Regions from separate parts of the Homo sapiens genome. Here region 1 is linked to region 2. A link is a loop called in an ENCODE intact Hi-C map of the cell type or tissue named here. Cell type or tissue: mammary epithelial cell. All regions are shown on one strand.

Region 1 (8,000 bases), 1.5 Mb after region 2:
CCATGCAGAGAAAGCATAGAACGGGCTTCAATGTCCTGCCATCTGGTCAGAAAACGTGTCTCTGGAAAGAGCTGCTTGAATTAAATTCATTGCAGAGGTGGGGGAGTTGGGGAATCACTAAGGGTAGAAGACTCAGCATGTGGGGGCTCAGGGATGAGCCAGAGCCAGGCAGTGTGAAGTGGGGGAGGAATGGAGAGAGGAGTGGGACATCCTTGTGGCTGAAACAGACTCCACAGAGGAGGCAGCTCAGGTGAGCCTGAAGAAGGGTGTGGCCTGACAACCACCAGGTACCCTTTAAGGACTTAGAACTTCGTCATTTAGGCCTTTTAGGACCACCACCAGTGGCTGTAGCAAGGAGAGGGGATTAGAGCCGACAGCTGGGCAAGAGTCACTGTAGTGACTCATGAGGAAGCTGTTGTGGAAGCCAACTTTTGATTGAACTTTTGGTTGTTTCTTTCCTCCGTATTTAGCTAAAATGATGGGATTTTGCATAGGTTCCTGACAGAGACTGTTTGATTGATGTTCCATACATTGCTGATTCAAATCACATTAAGAGGAAATCAGAAGTGTCCTGTTATGCAACTTTGATTTATAAAACATTTGAATCCAGGTGAACTTGATTGGAGAAGCCTTGGGTTTATCCCCTAACTAAAAGATTTCAAAGAAAAGCTCATAAAACTCCTCCCTGCATCTATAAAAATACTTTCAGATGAGTCCAGTTTCACCAGTAAGTTACGGTCAACTTTTAATAGATGGTCGATTAAGAGGATACTTACGGTAGAACAAATAGATTTGCAGCCAACTTTTAAAATTTTTGGCCAAAAATACCTGAGCATTTCCCTGATGTGGACAAACTATGCTCCACAGAAACTTAAAAAAAAAAGATTAGTTAAAATAGAATCTGAAAATCTGTTTTCAATAAGAGCTATTTTTGCAGAAATCTCCATCTTAAAAACATGTCCACACATGCACGCATGCACACACACACACACACACACACACTTTCTATCTAAAACATCCTGCGATCTTATTGTGAATCTCCTCTTTAATTCTCCATGCTTCTAAAAATACACGTAGTCCTTCATTAACACCAGAAGGCTCTCTCCTGAGTCATTTTACATTTGTGGAGAAACGAGCATGGTGTGTAATGATGAACACCAGCCCTTCCCATGTGTTCTTATGGAGCAATACATTTATCAGGACATCTGAAAAGTCATTTTGCCTTGCTCAGGTGATCTGTTCCCTCTCCAGCCTTCCCCCTACCATCTCAAGCATCTCTGCTATTACCTCCTGCCTAGGAAAGGGAGAGTGTAAGTTACCACACTGCTAAGACATACAAGGGAGCCTATGGGGTGTGTCAGAGCCTCAAAGGGTTTCTGGGCTCCCATTTTTTCTTCCACAATGAGTTTACTACTTTCATAGATAAATAAATTGAGGAATAGGGATCTGTGTGTAGCAAAGCTTTAATGAAAAGGGGGCTTATAGACACTGACTCCAATTATTTTCAAATGATATGTATAACATACACCTAACTGTATGTATATATGAATATATATGCATACCTAGATATATACACATAACTTCACATGCGTGTGCTTGCATGCACACACACACACACTCACACACCATGTTCTCCATTAGAAAAAATGAGAAAAATAAATGAGCCTTTGAAAATGCCAAAGTACTAGATCATACCTCTTCTCAAAACCCTCCAGAAACCTCATATTGCACTCCAAACAAGACACAAAAGCCCTACCAGGGTTTGCAAAGCCCTATATAGCTTCCTTGTTCCTACCTTCATTTCACCAGCATCCTTTTCTAGCAGTTTCTCCTTGCTACCTTCATCACAGCTGCACTGGATTCTTTGCTGTTGCTCTAACGCATTCCTCCTAAACCTACCTCGGGACCTTTGCACTTTTTGCTCCCCCTGCCTGGAATGTTCCAGCTCTTAAGAACTACTTGGCTCACTCCCTCAGCTCTCTGCTCAGGTTTCCCTGATCACCCCTTTCCCTCACTTCATTTTTCCCCTAGCCTTATTGCTACCTGACACATTATTTAGGTACCATTTATTACCTGTACCCACTCCCATTCTAATAAATTGCCCATGGCAGCAGGAACATTATCTTGCTTATCTTAAATCCACAGTGCCCAGAAGAGTGTCAGGGAGGCTCTCAAGGTTTGTTGAATGAATGAGGCTCAGCCTGGTGCAACTGGACTAGACTACTGCCAACCACAAAGCTCGGCACAGGCAGGGATTTGAAAATGGCAATTCACCCATCCCCCCTGCCAAGAGGGAAAGACCACACCTGAGCCTTGTAGCTGAACCCAAGCTCATGCCCTGAAAGTAAAATCATGGGTAACATCGCAGTCCAGAACAGACAGCTCAGAGAGCCAGCCGCTTTGGCAAACAGCCCTTTCAGTACAGCCTGTTTGGGAAGTTCTAGATGCCAGATTATTACCAAGCAGGCCAGTGAGATCCTCAGACCTGCAGGTATGTGGTACCCAGTGAGCAGGGGTCAGTGGGGCCTCCCCGCTAGCTGGCTGCACACTCCTTTGTACTGGGGAATGCATCCCTGGTTTTCAGTCTTGGCATTTCTTGCTAGGAAGGTCAGCTGAAACCTCCAGAAGCTAGACCCACTAATAACAAACACAGAGGCACAAGTTGAGCAATAAACTTGACCAGCTGATTGCAGACAAGGAGTCTTATGGGCAAGGTGCACATCAAAATTACAGTCAGGAGGCAATAGTTGAAGCTTATGGGCAGAATGCGACAGAGTGGAGGATGCCCATGCCACCTGGGCCCGCCCTGTGACTGCCCAGCAGAACCCCCTGGGACAAAGAACGGTGCCACCTCTCTCCAGCCAGATGCTAGAGGCAGGTCTCCTGGTCTGTATCTTTCGCTCGCTCTCCCCATTCTTCTACCCCTCCCCACCCCAGCAGGGTCCAGGTCTGCTCAAAGAAGGGGGTTTTGGTGCAGATATGCAGACAAGAAGCAGGCTTGCCTGGATTTTTTTTTTCCAGTGGGAGCTCCAGCAGGCTTGGAAATAGCTGGTCCCTAGCATCACCTTTCCATTCAATAGCAAAGCAGTGGAGGAGAGAGGGAGAGAGATGGAGAGACACTGGTCTGTGAGGAGCCAATGGCGAAGGGCAAGAAATGCTCCACAAACGAAGAACACAGTATTTATTCCCACTGGGGGAAGAGAAGCAGGTTCTGAATATACACAAATAAGAACCAGAATTGGGTAAAGCAGTGAAAAGTAGGAGGAAGAAAATAGAATTGGGGCTAGGAGGAGGATCTCAGCCCCCCAGTGCCTTGTGCAGGAGAGAAATGAAGCACAGGTCAGCACATGTGAGCGGTATACACGAAGCAGATCACTTTAACACTCATTCCTGACATCAAAGGGGATGGAGCGAGTCCTGCTGCACACTTTGCACTTGCTGGCCTCAGACCAAGCACTTCTCAGGCAGTTCCTCACCCCCGGCACAGGAGCTGGCGCCCATCATCCTTCCCACGTCAAAGAAGAGGGCACAAAGTCAGAGCCAGCCAGGGACAAGCTGAGCTGAAGAGGCAGAAGAAAGATCTGCCTGTTTTCCAGAAGAGCCGCACCCATCTCTTGCCTTTTCAAGTGCCTTTCCCCTGCCCCCTGAACTTATTCTCCTTCTTTGCACAGCTCCTGCCCAACCTCTTCCTTCATGCTGAGAAGGATGACGGTGAGAAAAAAACATATGGTGCCCAGAACAGTCCTATTTCTCTTTCTCAAGAGAAAAGCTGCAGGGGAAACAGGGGACAGGCTTATCCAGCTTCCTTCCAGAAGGGGCCAGACCAGTGCCTGTGTAAGCAAGAAGAAAAAAAAAAAAAAGGAAGGAGAAAACAAAAAGAAAATAATTTCTGCAAAGAAATTTGGACCGTTAGAACTGTTACTTGCTGTGAGGGCTGGCAATGCCCTCCTAAGGAACTGTCTGGATTCAATGCTGTGTTTTTGGAGTGGAAAAAAATCTACATGGGGTCAAAGAAATAAATGACAATTTTAAACTCTGCCTGCTGACTGTCCCTCCTTCTGCGGCCACAGCTGGTCACAGCTCTGGCTTTTGTCCCCTGCTGACTGGCCTCTGACAAATCCAATGCCCATTCACCTCTGGCTGGGTGCTCTTGGGCTGAGCTTCTGAAAACTTATCTGTTTAAAATAGTTCCATATTCTATTTGTTATAAACAGGTTTTCTGCAGCAGGTCTTCTGTTGAAATCCATATGCCTTGAGAAGCTGGAATATGGAAGAGGAAGCTCATTTTTTTTCTCCTCACTCTCAGCATAGTTCTCTGACCACCTATTAACTCATGCTTCTTTTCAGCGATGCTTCCAGAGACAATCCTTAGAATAATACAGATGTTCTCCTTGTATACAGTTTGCCTAGCAACCGCAGCAGACATAAACATTACGGGCTTGGCGTGGCACAAACTGAAGTAAGTGCCATAAGATAAATAGGAAAGGAAAAGTGTGTAAGCTGTTTTTATTTTATTAGCTTTAATAAACCTAGGCTTAGGCGGGGATCAGACAATCCAGCCAGCATCATTAAACAAAGAAAGTTGCTCATTTTTTTGCGCCTTTTTTTTTTCCAAATGAGAACATCGCCACCTGGCGGGAAATGTCTTCACCAGCAATTTCTGAAACAACGCAAAAGACAAAATTAAACCCAAACCTGACCACAGAGGTTAGCTGCCGGCAGCGAGAACGAACTCCAGACAATAGAAGGAGGTCAGGTTTCAAATTACTCGCTGACCTTTTAGAGTCCCTTATATATATCTGGTTCCCAGGAGATCAATCTCCTACAAACTCTTTGTTCTACTACAACGCTTGTCTTTCCTAGATATGGTCTTCCAGAAACACCTGTTCTAGCTGCTACTTACTCCTATTTTACCTATTATTTAATGGCTCGTACACTACCCACCTTCTTGAGTTCATCAAAACCCCCACATCTGTTTGCTTTCTCCCTCCTGTGACGTTCTAATACTCCGTGCATGCCAAAAGATGGACAATCAATAATCAATCAATCGATAATGATCAATAATAATTAATAGGAAAAAGATTTCCCAGTATCTGTTGCATAGGCAAAGGGAGATTAAAAAACAATCTGCTCATTGCTCCTGAGCTATTGGAATTTTCTCCTTAACTAAGGTATGAGCTCCTGGAGCTCTTAAATGTCTATGCCAAGGTCTCAAGCCAGAAGCCACAGCGACAATCCGGCCTGGAGATAGGTGTGGTTTTGACGTGCACACTGTAAAAACAAAACAATATCCATTGTTTCAAAATCAGATTTCACATAAAAATGTGGATTATCACAATTTCTTTTCTTTGTTTTTAATTTTTAGAGACGGTCTTGTTATGTTGCTCAGGCTGATCTTGAACTCCTGGGCTCAAGTGATCCTCCTGCTTCAGCCTCCCAAGTAGCTCGGATTATAGGCATGTGCCGGCAACCCCACCTCAGGATTTCTATAATTTCTAAAAACTCTTAATACCTGCCAAAGCTGACTCCACAGGGAGCAGACTTGTTCCCATTTTTCCACAGTCCCCAGCATATTCTGTTGTCTCATTAATGCTGAGTCTGAATTTCAGTTGTTGCTCTGAGCTTTTTCTTACATTTGAGAAATATGTTTTATATCTATGTCTCTACTGAAAGTAGGAAATAGTGGCCGGGCGCGGTGGCTCACGCCTGTAATCCCAGCACTTTGGGAGGCTGAGGCGGGCGGTTCACGAGGTCAGGAGATCAAGACCATCCTAGCTAACATGGTGAAACCCCGTCTCTACTAAAAATACAAAAAAAAAAAAAAAATTAGCTGGGCGTGGTGGCGGGCCCCTGTAGTCCCAGCTACTCGGGAGGCTGAGGCAGGAGAATGGCGTGAACCCAGGAGGCGGAGCTTGCAGTGAGCCAAGATGGCACCACTGCACTCCAGCCTGGGCGACTCTGTCTCAAAAAAAAAGAAAAGAAAAGAAAAAGGAAGTAGGAAATAGTAATAGCCCAAACAGAGCATATATTCAAAAAAATGATGGCAGAAAGCCTATTTCTTGGGAATCATATCCATATAATACACACACATACAATGCACTTTATTTCTTTGTGTTAACGCCTCTGTGAGCATTTGAATTCCCAAGCCCTGGTTTGCAGTAAGAAGCTCTATACCTCCCACAAGAGTTTTGTTCAAAATGCTTTCCCTGCCCAGCCCAGGCCTCTGCTCCTTCCTCGCTTTGCCTATGCAACAGACACTGGAAACTCTTTTTCTTATTTATTCATTGATTGTTATTGATTATTATTGAGGATTGATTGTACAGATGGGGTCTCGCTTTGTTGCCCAGGCTGATTTCAAACTCCTGGCTTAAGTGATCCTCCCATCTCAGCTTCCCAAAGTGTTGGGAATGCAGGTGTGAGCCACAACCATTTTTATCTTGTCTATTCATTTATGTATTATATAAATTAATTCTCAGTAAGAATTAGCTATTGTTAAAACTCCAAGGATGCAGCTACATCGCACTTTTCCATCGCTCCTGCTTGGAATGTTCTTCAAGATTGCACATGAGCTAGGTGCGGTGGCTCATGCCTGTAACCCCAACACTTTGGGAGGTCCAGGCAGAAGGATTACTTGAACCCAGGAGGTCAAGGCTGCAGTGATCTACGATCATGCCACTGCACTCCAGCCTGGGTGACAAAGCCAGACCCTGTCTCAAAGAAAAAAGATTTTATATGACACCCTCTTTCCCCAACACATAAAAACACTCCTCCTCCATGTTCTACCATTTGACTATAACTTTTTCATGAAACTTATTACTGTCAGATATTTCTTTTCTTATTTTAAAAATCATTCCGTGTTTCATTTTAAAACCATCAGTTATTTCTATTTGATTATTTGTTTATCATCTGTCTCACTGGAGTGAAGATATCCACAAGAATAGGAAATTCCTGGTACTTTGCAGACTTCAATAAATATTTCTCAATAAATGAATCTAGGAATCTTTTTTTTTTATTATTTCACACTAGAGAAGACAAGGAAAGGAGACAACTCATTCCTGCATAATTCACAGAGAGAACTTAGTATCCCACACCTGAGGTCATTCTGACAATACCAGTTTGCTATGACTGCAGCAGTGAGAGAAACATCCTTACTCAAATTTCAGTTGCTGCCCACCTGTCTGTGCTTACTGACACTGCAGCAGAGCTGTGCTTCTGCTTGCCTTCTCTATGAAGGTGTGTGCAGCTGCAGTATACATCAATGTCTTCATCAGCTCACTATGCACTGGAGAACCATGAGCTCAATGTTTAATGAAGATGAACGTATTTATTTATTTATATGCTCTCTTTCCAAAAAGGATAGAAGCAGAATGTTAATTGAATGAAAGGAAACACAATTCCACTTAGATTATTTTTTCAGACTTAGGGATTAATTTTTTAGATCAATTAATCAAATTATCGAAGTAATGTATTAGTACTAATTAGAGATTAAATCCCTTTGACTTAAAACGATACCCCCTTTTATAATGGGTGTCACCTCCATGTCTTCTGTCTCAAACAGGGACTTCCAGTATTGCTGAAATTTTCTGTGCCCTAAAAGTTGAAAAGAGTTGGCTAAGGTGCTGGACCACAGAGGACAATCAAATGAAGCAGAAGTTATCTCAGTGGTACCCAACAGCCCCTTCTTAGTGCTTTAGCAAAGGACCCTAGGACCTTTGCACAACCCAGCTGATGTGGGAGCCCTGATGGTAGCTGATATCCATTTATCTAGCCATCCAGCTGGATGGGGGCCTAGACAGGAATTTCATTTAATTGGAAGGAAAGTTAAAAATGTCTCTTTCTGGTCTGTCCAAGCTTGCAGACTGAGAGCCATCCCTACTGTACAATTTAACCAGGACAGAGGTATGTGGAAACCCACTCCCACCCTAGCCCTTATTCCTCTGTCATGTCAACAGAGCCAAGTGCCAGGATCAGGGACATGGCCATCTCCCTTGGGAAAGGGT
Region 2 (8,000 bases):
CATTAGTCCGTTTTTACGCTGTCCATAAAGACATACCCAAGACTGGGTAATTTATAAGGAAAAAGAGGTTTAATGGATTCATAGTTCCACGTGGCTGGGGAGGCATCACAATCATGGTGGAAGGCGAAAGGCACATCTTACATGGTGGCAGGCAAGAGAGAAATGAGAGCCAAGCAAAAGGGGAAACCCCTTATAAAATCATCAGCTCTCATGAGACTTACTCATTACCATGAGAACAGTATGGAGAAAACTGCCCCCATGATTTAATTATCTCCCACCGGGTCCCTCCCACAACAAGTGGGAATTATAGTAAATTCAAGATGAGATTTGGGTGAGGAAATGGCCAAACCATTTAGGATCCCACCATGATCTCATTTAACTTCAGTTACCTTTTAAAGACCCCCATCTCTAAACACAGTCATATTGAGGGCTAGAGCTTGAACATATAAATTCTGGGAGGTACTCAAGTCAGTCTATAACAACCTCTCATTTGATACTCATCATATCCTGGCTTGCTGGGCAATAATTTGTGTGCCCATCAAATAGAACTAAAATGGTTGTGCTAGATTAGTTAATTATTTGGCAAATATAAACCCCTCCCTCCTAGCTCCATGGCTGGAGTATATTTCCCTGTTTCTTGATTTTCGTTTTGGCTATGTGGCTTGCTTTGGCCAATGGCCAGTTAGCAGATGTAAGCAGAGTCTTGAAATTTGCTCCTGTGGTTGGAGTTTCCCTACTCAGCTATTGCTGTTCTCTATGAGTAGAACAAGCCTCAGTAGCCACAAGTCCAAGGAGGATCAGAGACACATGGAGTGGACTTGGACCCAACCTGCATCTTGAAACCAGGCCCAGCTCAATTCCAGCGAACCTGCAGATGTGTGTGTAAGAGACTGGTGCTTGTTGTTGGATGTCCTTGAGCTTTGGAGTGCTTTGTTACACAATATTATTAGGATAACAACCGACGAACACAATCCTGAGTATTTACTGAATCCTTATCATGTTCTAGAACAATGCTCAACAGTTTGTATGCATTATTTAATCATTTAACTATTGCAAGACCCCTGTGATATAGATAAGCTTATTTCTATCATTTACTAGATAAGGAAATTGAGACTCAAAGAGGTGAAATGCCATGCCGAGAGTCACCTGGCTAGGCAGTAGCAGAGCCAGGATCTGAACCCAGGCCAGTTTGATGCTTATGTTAAATATCCCTACAACTGTGAGCTTCAGGTGAATGGAGCAGCGGCTTTTTTTCAAAGCTGGGACTGGAATTTCCTGGCTTCTGACTTCCCCTTTAATGATCTTCTCTACAAAACAGAAAAGTCGCTATTTGTAGCCTCTTCCAAAACTACCTTGGATTCAGTAGCTCCTTTTAATTGTCTAGATCAAGCTCTATAGAATTGCTTTCTTTTTGAGATTCTGCTGCACAGTGCATCCTGCTAGTATTGTGTATGTTGCAAGCAGCTTGCAAAGGTTATTTGATCTATAGGATGAATTTCCCAAATCTCTCACCACCCACAATTTTCAAGAATTCTCCCACGCTTGCCTTTATAACTTGTCTACCCAGCAGATAATACAGCCCTTCTTTATCTTTGACTCTCTCACCCCCCTTTCTTCTTCCCTGGTCTTTTTCTACCTGTTTGCTGGTTCTTAGTTTGGGGGCATATGGTTGAATCAATTAATAGAGGATTTGTAGAATCACAAGTGCAGTTATTAAAGAACGATGTAATTAACTTCTTCAGACTAATTGAAAACTTTCATTTAGAAGGAGCAGCCAAGTGCCTCCTTGCTCAAATGGCTTTCTCACATAAAACAGTCCTCATGAAAAGATTCTTTAATGTGTGTCCATAAACCAGAGACCTCTGAGCTGCCGCAAAACTTTGGGAAAAGAATGAAGTCATTTCTCTCTCTTCCCCTCCTCCCTCTCTTAAAGTATCCCCGGAGTTATACAACGTCCACTACATTGTGCTGCTTCGCAAATCATAGGATAAAGTCAGGAGAAATGAGTCAGGGGAAAGAGGATCTGGCATGATGTGCCTTTGATTGGGAGAGTGAAGAAAAGAGACAGTGTGGCTCTTGTCTGTCTGGCATCTAATGCTGCTGCTTCTGGTGCCAGCAGAAGATTTCCATCTGGGAAGAATTGAGGAAATTTCCCTCAATTTCTATGTGAGGGGCCACACCTCCAGTTGTCTCTGTCTGGGCCCTCTCGGATGGTGCTTTCCCAGCTTCCCATCCTCAGGTCCCAGGGCTGCTCACATGATCCAGCTCTGTGCACTCAGATGACTATACTTCCTGGTTGCAGGAAGTGATTGGTTCAGGGATTAGCATGTGATTCTCCAAGTGGACCAATGGAGTGCAAACTGAGATGGCTGCTGAAATTACAGAGCAGAGAAACTCAGTTTCCACAGGGATTGCTGAGCTGCTAGGGTGTCTGCCTCGGCCTATTGGCAGCCATTTTGCTATTGGGAAGGGAAAGCATACCTGTGAATAAAGCCAACACCTAGCATGGGGTAGACGTCACAGGAGCCCTTTGAGGGCTTGGGTCCTTCTCTGAGTTAGCCTTAATAAAAGAAAAACTTCAGCCAAATTAAATTTAAAGGAGTTTAATTGAGCAATGAATGATTCACGAATTGGGCTGCCCCCAGAATCACAGCAGATTCACAGAGACTCCAGCGCAGCCACATGGTGGAAGAAGATTTATAGAGAAAAAAAGGGAAATGACGTACAGAAATCGGAAATGACGTACAGAAATCGGAAATGAGGTACAGAACGGCTGGATTGGTTACAGCTTGGCGTTTGCTTTATTTGAACACAGTCTGAACACTCAGCAGTGTATGAATAGTTGAAGTATGACCGCTGGGATTGGCCAAGACTCAGCTATTGTTACAGGCGCCTACTCCTAAGTTAGGTTTTCAGTCTTGTCTACTTACTAAGCTAGATTGCAGTTCGTCCACAAGGACTCGAATATAGAAGTACAGAGTCCTTCTCAGGCCATATTTAGTTTGCTTTAACAGTCTCTACTCCTGAACTTTCCAATTGTATGTGCCTATTACTGGCATTTTCCCCCTCTTAATCCACTGGATTGAGGTCTTTTTCTTTTTTCTTTTTTCTTTCTTTTTTTTTTTTTTTTGAGACAGAGTCTTGCTCTGTCGCCCAGGCTGGAGTGCAGTGGCTCGATCTTGGCTCACTGCAAGCTCCTCCTCCCGGGTTCACGCCATTCTCCTGCCTCAGCCTCCCGAGTAGCTGGGACTACAGGGGCCCGCCACCACACCTGGCTAATTTTTTTGTGTTTTTAGTAGAGACGGGGTTTCACCGTGTTCGCCAGGATGGTCTCAATCTCCTGACCTCGTGATCCGCCCGCCTTGGCCTCCCAAAGTGCTGGTATTACAGGCATGAGCCACCGCACCGGCTGGTCTTTTTTGACTCAAAGAGACTAATAGAGCAATTATGTAGTCAAGTGTTGACTTTGGGTCTCGACAGAGGACAGGCTATGCTAATCATCACAGGTGGAGACATGCTTGAGCCACGCCTCTTGGCTGGAGGATAACAGGATTTAGAAACCTAGAGGGCACAGAATATTACTAGGGGGCTTTTGATTCAGCCTCTGAGATTCTTAGAGTGAGTTTCACTTTTTCTGAAGGGCACTTGAAGGCAGCAGCCAGGAACACGCTGCCATGGACCTTCACTGCTGCAGACAGACTCTGACCCCTAGCAGAATGGCTGTGATCTCAGGCTCTGCAGCCAGCAGACTTTGGCTTGAAGTCCAGTTCTGTTACCTCCAGCGAGTGTGATCTGGGGGCAAGAGAAAGGCCCTTTCTGAGCCTCAGTATCTCCACATGTAAAGTGCAAATGATAACCATCTCTACTTTGTGATGATGTGCTGAGGCTTCCCTGGGCTTATGTTTATGGAGTGCTTAGCTCAGTGCTTGGGATTAGTTATGTGCTAAAAATGTTGGCTATTATTGCTGCGGGCAGGGTTTGTACTAACTACTGTATTGAATGGAGACTTAGGACAGTCAGAGGTAACTTGACTATAGGAGATCTCAGCCCACCAGTGTGAGGAGTTTTGAGGAAGGAGAAAGACAGCCCTATCAATATCCTTATTCCAATTCCTAGTAGGGAAATCAGTTTGGATTTCATGATGATGATAGCATCCACTGATGCCACTGTGCAGCTGCACTGTGCGTGGAACTTCACCAGGCTTGAGCTGAGCCATCTCCTTGGAGCAATGGGTGCAGATGGTTTTAGGTTCCACCAGAGGGCACAGGCTGCAACAAAAAGATTTCCATGACTGGCTACAGGGATGCTTAGGCCAGGGACACTTGGGTGATGGCAAAACTATGTTTGACAGTTAAGAACAGCAGGGTAGAAGTCAGTAGCCTAATTCCTGCAGGCAAACTCGAACTTCAGCAGAATGATAAAGATCTTTGTTTAATCCTTACAAGAACCGCAAGTGGTAGATATGATTATTTTCTCTATTTTACGCTAAAAGGAAAAATGCTTAAAGAGGTTGTGTCACTTTGCTGAGATGGCATCCAGCATATGAGAGGAGAACCTGGAGTTTAAACTTGGGTCTCTCAACGGCCTAACCACCGAGCTACATGGTCTCCAGGTTTGAATGGACCTTGGTAACCCAAAAAGAAAATGCTGGACCTCCAACTGATGTGCTGTATTAGTCTTTCTTTCAGAAGAGTCCTGATTTCCCTCTGGAAGGTTATGTGTAAGCTGTTCTTAGAAAAAAGCAAGAGAGTGTTCTAGGTCGTTTTGTGATTCCCATCTCATTGGCTAACAACTGGGACTTGGTAAATATTTTGTTAGGTAAGTGACAGATTAACTCAAAATATACCTTCAAATCTGACAAATGCTACAGCCCTCTGCACAGGCCCAGGAGGTAATTTAGCATAATGCTTAATCTCATGGGATTTGGAGCCAGTCTGGCAGGATTCAAATCCTGGCCTCTCCACTTATTCCACTTATGACTTTGTCCCAATTACTTCATCTCTTTTAGCCCCAGTTTTCTCAACTGTAGAATGGAGAGCTGTATAGTTCCTTCTAATGCTGCTAATAAAGACATATCCAAGACAGAGTAATTTATAAAGGAAAGAGGTTTAATGGACTCACAGTTCCACATGGTTGGGGAGGCCTCACAATCATGGTGGAAGGCAAAGGAGAAGCGAAGGCACGTCTTACGTGGTGGCAGGCAAGAGAGTGTGTGCAGGGGAACTGCCCTTTATAAAACCATCAGATGGCATGAGACTTATTCACTATCACAAGAACAGCATGGAAAAAACCTGCCCTCATGATTCAGTTACCTCCCACCAGGTCCCTCCCATGACATGGGGTTATGGGAGCTACAATTCAAGATGAGATTTGAGTGGAAACACAGCCAAACCATATCACGATCCATCCTAAAGACACCTATATCTGCCCGGTGCAGTGGCTCACGCCTGTAATCCCAACACTTTGGGAGGCCAAGGTGGGTGGATCACAAGGTCAGGAGTTCGAGACCAGCCTGGCCAACATGATGAACCCCGTCTCTACTAAAAATACAAAAATTAGCCAGGTGTGGTGGCATGCACCTGGGATCCCAGCTACTCGGGAGGCTGAGGCAGGAGAATTGCTTGAACCCGGGAGGCAGAGGTTGCAGTGAGCCGAGACCACGCCACTGTACTCCAGCCTGAGCAACAAAGCAAGACTCCGTCTCAGAAAAAAAAAAAGGCACCTATATCTACATAGGGTTGTTGCATTAAATGAAACAATGCAACAGTGCATCACAGTGCATCATATCTGGCATGTGTTAAACGTTCAATAATGTTAATTCTTAAGACAGTCTCAGCCCTTTCTCTTTGACCTCGTTGTGGATGGGTAGAGACGACCCAGTTCCATTTACATCATTACTTCCTATCACTTATTCCCATCATTCTTTTCCCATTCTCTTAGACATGCAGGGAAATAGCAATTTAATTTTAAAATTAGCATTTATCTTTGCCTCTCCACCTAGGTCGTGTGTCATTATAGCAGCTGTTTGGTGTTTATCTGAGAAAGCTCTTTGGTTAATAATATGCTATTGGATTGCTGTTGAGCGTCAATTGGGAGGCAGCCTGGAAAACAGCACTAAGTAAAGTAAACACAGCCATAACCTTTTCTTCTCTCTGCCTCTCATGCTGCCTGAAAGAAGTACACAGCTTCTCTTTTTCCATCACTAACTCATAAATGGAAGGAGCAGGTAATAAATATCATGGGGCTGATGGGTTTCCAGGGAGCCTGAGAAAGAGTGAAGGAGGCTGCCGGAAAGCCAGAGCAGTGTGTGAATGAACCTTAAAACTGTGACCGCCTCCCCCTTGTGCAGCCACGGGAGTAGGATGACCCCCAGTTGACTGAGAAAGGTGAGGCTCTCAACCCCTATCACGGCTGGGGATGCTTTATATTTGGGGAGGCCAGCATGTCATGGTGGATGGAAAGTTTATAAAATCAACATGGGCTGGCTTCCAGGGTGGATGGCCACCTGTTGGGGCTGATGGAATTTAGAGTGCACTGAATCTTCCAAAGGGTCCGTGGGGCAGTGAAAAGAGCCCTGGACAGGGGTCAGGACAAGTGGGCCCTTTTGTCCTGTATTTGCCACAGACCTGCATGATCTGAAAGAAGTCAGATTTTTTTTCTGGATTTCAGTTTCTTCTGTAAACTTGGATGGGATTATAAAATCCGATCCAAGTTAACAGAAAACTTACATAAGTTACGTGAAAAGCACCCCTTGGATTGCTTGGGTTAATTCTCAGAAACAACCACCAGCACTTATCAAGGGCTTTCTGTCTGTCCCAGGCATGATTTAAAACCCTTTATATGTATTAACTCATTTGATTCTCAAAACAAGCCATTTCCCACTATGCAGACAAGGAAACCAAACACCATTGCCTAGCGTCAGTTGTAGAGCTGGGAACTGACCCTGGGCTGCCTGGCTCCTGACACCACATCCCAGTCATGCTGCCATGCTGTCTTCTCAATGGGACTTCCCTGTCCATGGATACAATGTATTATCTTTGTTCCAGGGCTGATGTGAGGATTGAATAAACAATTACACGTAGAGCATCCCTATTTCCCTTGGAGCCCAATCTCAGTCCATGGTTCTGGGTAGGTTTACTCACCCTGACTCTACAGGTGGACGCCTGACTCAGGTGTGACCAATGACAGTGCTACATTCCTGGCTATGGTGATTGGTTCAGGGGTGGTCAAGTCACCTAGGTTGGAAAATCCAGCCAATTGCTAGATCATGACATGAAGTATCAGGAAGGAGTGCTCTTGCCCTGAGGTTATCAATTTAGCAGAACATAAGCTGTTGCTCTTTATAGCCTCCACAAGGAGCGAGGCTACTTCAGAATAAGACAAAAAGGAAGGAGGAAAAAAGAACAGAGAGAGGGAAGGAGGAAGGGAGGGAAGGAAGAAAGAGGGGAGGGAGACAGAAAGAGATACTGAGATTATTTCTGATGGCATCATTAGAACCTCTGGGTTTTGCCCTGCCTAATCAATTATTTGTACAATAAGTCCCATTTTATACTTAAGATGGCTTGCATAGGGTTTTTTTTGCCACTTGAAAAACGGAAAAACATCATGACCTACATATATCATGTTTCTGATCTTGGCAAGAAAAAGAGAGTTTGTAGATTAGAGAGCTGACCTTTGCCACACACTATTGTTCCAGACCTTGGTTTCTGAACCTTGGCATTATTGCCATTTTGGGCCAAATAATTCTTTGTTGTGGGGGCTGTCCTGGGCCTTACAGGATGTCTAGCAGTGTCCCTGGCCACTGCCCACTAGATGCCAGGAGCACCCCTGCCCCCCACAGTCCTGAAAAGCACAAATGTCCCCAGACACTGCCAATGTTTCCTGCAGGCCAAAACCACCTCTAGGTTGAGAAGCACTGATCTAGATAGATCCACGTGGAGTTTCTCTTCAAGCTTGCTTCTTGGATCTCATTTTCTCAGCCGGAGTTAGGAACACGTGTG

What was found. Hi-C counts contacts between places; a loop is a spot of excess contacts. Peaks named below come from ENCODE experiments on the same cell type or tissue, not always from the same donor. Only the 100,000 strongest peaks of a DNase experiment are listed, where the experiment ranks them.
Region 1: a loop joins it to region 2, with 17 times the contacts of the local background. A loop is called at or near these places in 17 of 110 quality-filtered maps.

What each region holds. Positions count from the first base shown.
Region 1 is chr20:54,677,662-54,685,661 of GRCh38, reverse strand. No RefSeq gene overlaps it. Among named protein-coding and RNA genes, the nearest start is that of DOK5, 210 kb to the right of the region's middle. In mammary epithelial cell, a CTCF peak has its summit at 4,643 (motif pointing left); no DNase peak of the experiment used is centred here; H3K27me3 peaks cover 222 bases.
Region 2 is chr20:56,167,531-56,175,530 of GRCh38, reverse strand. LOC105372680 (a long non-coding RNA gene) reads left to right here and starts at 5,750. Exons shown (of 4, transcript XR_936893.3): 1 at 5,750-6,386. In mammary epithelial cell, a CTCF peak has its summit at 4,250 (motif pointing right); no DNase peak of the experiment used is centred here; H3K27me3 peaks cover 240 bases.